2 separate regions of the Homo sapiens genome follow, and region 2 is linked to region 1. A link is a loop called in an ENCODE intact Hi-C map of the cell type or tissue named here. Cell type or tissue: CD4-positive, alpha-beta T cell. All regions are shown on one strand.

Evidence for each region. Peaks named below come from ENCODE experiments on the same cell type or tissue, not always from the same donor. Only the 100,000 strongest peaks of a DNase experiment are listed, where the experiment ranks them.
Region 2: it touches region 1 in a loop (1.9-fold over the local background); 4 of 110 quality-filtered maps call a loop at or near these places.

What each region holds. Positions count from the first base shown.
Region 1 is chr16:19,582,671-19,585,170 of GRCh38, forward strand. The region is part of intron 7 of VPS35L (VPS35 endosomal protein sorting factor like); the gene reads left to right. Among named protein-coding and RNA genes, the nearest start is that of VPS35L, 28 kb to the left of the region's middle. In CD4-positive, alpha-beta T cell, CTCF peaks have their summits at 1,210 and 1,409; a DNase peak (open chromatin) is centred at 1,231.
Region 2 is chr16:19,638,779-19,641,278 of GRCh38, forward strand. VPS35L (VPS35 endosomal protein sorting factor like) reads left to right here. Exons shown (of 31, transcript NM_020314.7): 21 at 1,237-1,322. Among named protein-coding and RNA genes, the nearest start is that of KNOP1, 78 kb to the right of the region's middle. In CD4-positive, alpha-beta T cell, no CTCF peak of the experiment used is centred here; a DNase peak (open chromatin) is centred at 1,493.

The DNA of each region.
Region 1 (2,500 bases):
ACTTCTTCACAATATTTGCATTGGCAGCATCTCTCCGTAGATTATTGTAGTTTAGAACTGTGTCTTCTAAGAGGTTTACATCTGGGGGAGATTTGATTCATGTCTTCACAAACAAAATAATCATTAAGTGTGTTTCATCAACTCCACATCTGGCTAATAGTAACGATTCAACAATACATTAAGGACTGCCTTCTTTATCCAAAAGACATAGTCAAGGCTGGGCACAGTGGCTCACATCTGTAATCCCAGCATGTTGGGAGGCTGAGGCGGGTGGATCACTTGAGTCCAGGAGTTTGAGACCAGCCTGGCCAACATGGTGAAACCCATCTCTACTAAAAATACAAAAATTAGCCAGGCTAATTTGCTATACGGTAAAGTTTTTTTGTGTGTGTTGGGGGGGTACCCAGTGGCTGCTTTACTAAGGCATATTTTACATATCATAAAGTCCACCCATTATAAGTGTGTAATTCATTGATTTTTTTTTACTTAACTTATAGAGTTGTGCAACTAACACGCAATCTAGTTTTAAAACATTTTTATACCTCCCCAGATTCCCCCGAGCCTGTCTGTAATCAAACCCCACTGCCATACCCAACCCCAGAAAACCACAAGTCTGTTTTCTGCCTTTATAAATCTACCTTTCCTGGATATTTCATATACATGGGATTATTCAATAGATAATCTTTTGGATCTGGCTTCTCTCACATAGTGTAATGTGCCTTTTTAATTGATAGATAATAATTCTACATATTTATGGGGTACAGAGTGATATTTTGATACATGTATCCCGTGTGTAATGATCAAATCCAAGTAATTAGCATATTCATCACCTCACACGTCTCTGATTTCTTTGTGTTGGGAACATTCAAAATCTTCTCCTCTAGCTATTTAAAAATACACAATAAGCTGGGCCTCGTGGCACACCCCTGTAATCCCAGTTACTTGGGAGGCTGAGGCACGAGAATTGCGTGAACATGGGAGGTGGAGGTTGCAGTGAGCCGAGATCGCACTACACCACTCCAGCCTGGGTGACAGAGTGAGATTGTCTCAAAAAAAAAAAAAGGAAAACAGAAAGAAAAGAAAATACACAATAAATTTTGGACTATAGTCACCCTAGGTGCTATTGAACACTAGAACTTATTCCTCATATGTAGCTGTAATTTTGTACCTGTTAACCAACCTCTTTGTTCTCCCCTTGCCCCTACCCTTCCCAGCCTCTAGTCGTCGCTGTTCTACTCTCCACTTCTATGAGCTCAACTTTCATAGCTCCCACATATGAGTGAGGACATGCAGTATGTATCTTTCTGTGCCTATTTCACTTAACATGATGGCTTCCAGGGTCATTCGTGTTGCTGTGAATTACAGAGTTTCATTTTTTTATGGCCAAATAATATTCCTGTGTGTGTACCATGTTTTCTTTATCCATTCATCCATTTATATACATTTAGATTGATTTCATATCTTAGCTATTGTGAATAGTGCTGCAGTAAACATGGTACTGCTGGTATTTCTTTGATATACTGATTTTCTTTTCTTTAGATGATAACCTAGTTGTGGGATTGCTACATCATATGGTAGTTCTATTTTTAGTTTTTTGAGAAATTTCCATACTGTTTTCTAGAATTGTTACACTAATTTGCATTTCCACCCATAGTGTGTAAGAGTTCCCTTTTCGGCTGGGTGTGGTGGCTCACGCCTGTAATCCCAGCACTTTGGGAGGCTGAGGCAGGTGGATCACCTGAGGTCAGGAGTTCGAGACCAGCCTGGCCAACATGGTAAAACCCCATCTCTACTGAAAATACAAAAATTAGCTGGGCATGGTGGCAGGTGCCTGTAATCTCAGCTACTTGGGAAGCTGAGGCAGGAGAATCGCTTGAACCCAGGAGGCAGAGGTTGCAGTGAGCCAAGATTGCACCATTGCACTCCAACATGGGCAACAAGAGCAAAACTCTGTCTCAAAAAAAAAAAAAAAAAGAGTTTCCTTTTCTCTGTATTCTTATCAGCATTTTTTTTCTTTCTTTTTGTTTTTTTTTATTAAGAGATGAGGTTGCCCAGGCTGGAGTGCAGTGACTAGTCACAGGCATGATCATTCTGCATTACAGCCTAGAAGTCCCAGACTCAAGTGATCCTCCCACCTCAGCCTCCCAAGTAGCTGGGACTATAGGCACATACCACCATGCCCAGCCTATTTTTGTCTTTTTGATAGTAGTCATTTTCATGTGGTTTTCATTTGATGATTCCCCTGATGATGAGTGATGCTGAGCATATTTTCACATACTTGTTGGCTAATTTGTGTATCATCTTTTGAGAAATGTCTCTTCAGCTCTTTTGTCCATTTTTTAATTGGATTATTTTCTTTAGCATAATATGTTTGAGGTTCATCCACATCATATTACATGTGGGTAGTTCGTTCCTTTTTACTGCTGAATCGTATTCTAATGTGTGGTTATCTTAACAAGTTGATGGGCATTTGGGTTGTTCCCACTCTCTGGCTGTTATG
Region 2 (2,500 bases), 56 kb after region 1:
TTTCATTACACTACTCTGAGCAATGCACAATTTCAAATGAATGGGGCTGGGCTTAGTGGCTCACACCTGTAAACCCAGCACTTTCAGAGGCCAAGGCAGGCAGATCACCTGAGACCAGGAGTTCCAGACCAGCCTGGCCAACATGGCAAAACCCTGTCTCTACTAAAAATACAAAAAATTAGCCAGGTGTGGTGGTGCATGCCTGTAGTCCCAGCTACTGGGGAGGCTGAGGTTGCAGTGAACCGAGATTGCACCAGGGCACTCGAGCCTAGACAACAGAGCGAAACTCTGTTTCAAACAAATAAAATGCAATAAAAATAAAAATGAAAATGAATGAAGTGCTTATTTCTAGAATTTTCTATTTAATATTTTCGGATGGCCGTTAACCGAGGATAACTGACACTATGGAAAGCAAAACCGCAGATAAGGGAGCAACTACCATATTCCCACTTTACAGATGAGAAAACTGATGCAGGAAGAGGTAGAGTAACTTGCTTACAGCCACACAGTCACCGAGGTTAGTATTCAGAGCCAGGCGGTCCAATTTCGAGGCCATCTGTGAACAGCTCTACTCTGACTCTTCTTCCATTGCTCATCAATATAATCACAAAAAGACTGAAGTCTGCCTTGCCCAGAAAAGCTTGTGGTCATCAAAGGTTGCCTGGATGGCTCACCAAAATGTTAACTGGTCCCAGCACCAATCCCTGGAATGCATATAAGTTGTTTTAATAGTAACAGCTTTTTATTTTGTTTGTTTGTTTATTTTTGAGATAGAGTCTTGCTCTGTCACCCAGGCTAGAGTGCAGTGGAGTGATCTCGGTTCACTGCAACTTCCGCCTTCCCGAGTTCAAGCAGTTCTCCTGCCTCAGCCTTCCAAGTAGCTGGGACTACAGGCATGCATCACCATGCCTGGTTTATTTTTGTATTTTTAGTAGAGACAGGGTTTCGCCATGTTGGCCAGGCTGGTCTTGAACTCCTGGCCTCAAGTGATCCACCCGCCTCAGCCTCCCAAAGTGCTGGGATTACAGGTGTGAGCCACTGTGCCCGGCCCAGTAACAGCTTTTTACAAGCCCAGTCAGGTCCTCTCCCTGATTTCAGAGGAGTCCTCATCTGACCCGACTCAGAGAGATGAACCTCTGTTCTGCTTCTTTGAACTCCACAGAAAAAGAGACCCACAGATTCCTTCCTTCCAATAACTTGTGTCATTTGCATATAGAGTGCTTGCTTTATTTATAGGAAAAATTTCTGCCGTTTCTGGACATGTTCCAAAAAGAGAGTGTGCGGGTGGAGGTTTGCAAATGCATCATGGACGCCTTTATCAAGTGAGTGCCACTGCGTGCAGCAGAAGCCTTGATTCCCAATGTCCTTGTGAAACCTGTTGATAAAAAATCAGTTCTTGCACTTTGAGGCCGAGTGATGTGTACGTATTTCATACAGAAAACCACACTGGAAGGAAAGCCACATTAAAAGCAGCAGTCTGATAAAAGTTTGTAATTCGTGTTTAAGAAGACAGAGTAGCAAGTGTTATCATGAGCCTGGCCAGAAAACCACACTGGAAGGAAAGCCACATTAAAAGCAGCAGTCTGATAAAAGTTTGTCATTCGTGTTTAAGAAGACAGAGTAGCAAGTGTAATCATGTGCCTGGCCAGCAGCTCCATTTTACTTTTGATATGTTTTTAGAAGGAGCAGTCTTTTGATAAATTCCCTCAAGAGTAACATTTTTAAGGATACAAATCAGGACATACATACTTACGAAGAAGGCACCGGTGCTAGAAAGGTTTTCATCTTCAGTGTTTAGTTATGTAGCTGACTAATGTGTGATCAGTTTTCAAATTTAGCTCTTTAACAAAAAAGAAAAAAAATCAAATTTAGTTCTTTTCATTTTTTTGATTAAGTCTGTGTTTCCCAAAACTGCCCGACTGCTAGTGGTACATGAAATAATTTTAAGGTGGTGCATGGAAAAAAGGTGTTTTTGTTTTTGTTTGGAGACAAGTTCTCACTTTGTCATCTAGCCTGGAGTGCAGTGGCACAATTACGGTTCACTGCAGCTTTGACCTTCTCATGCTCAGGTGATCCTCCCACCTCAGCCTCCCAGGTAGCTGGGACTACAGGTGTGCCCCACTACAACCCAGCTGATTTTTGCATTTTTTGTAGAGATGAGGTCTCTCTATGTTGCCCAGGCTGGTCTTCATCTCCTGGGCTCAAGCCATCCATCCACCTCAAAGTGCTGGGATTATAGGCGTGAGCCACCTCGCCTAGCTAGGGTTTTATTTTTATTTTATTATTATTTTTTTAATTTATTTTGAGGCAGAACCCTGCTCTGTCACCCAGGCTCGAGTGAAATGGTGCGATCTCAGCTCACTGCAGCCTTCACCTCCTGGGTTCAAGCAATTCTCCTGCCTCAGCCTCCCGAGTAGCTGGGATTATATGCACCCACCTCCACGTCCGGCTAATTTTTTTGTATTTTTTATAGAGACAGGGTTTCGCCATGGTGGCCAGG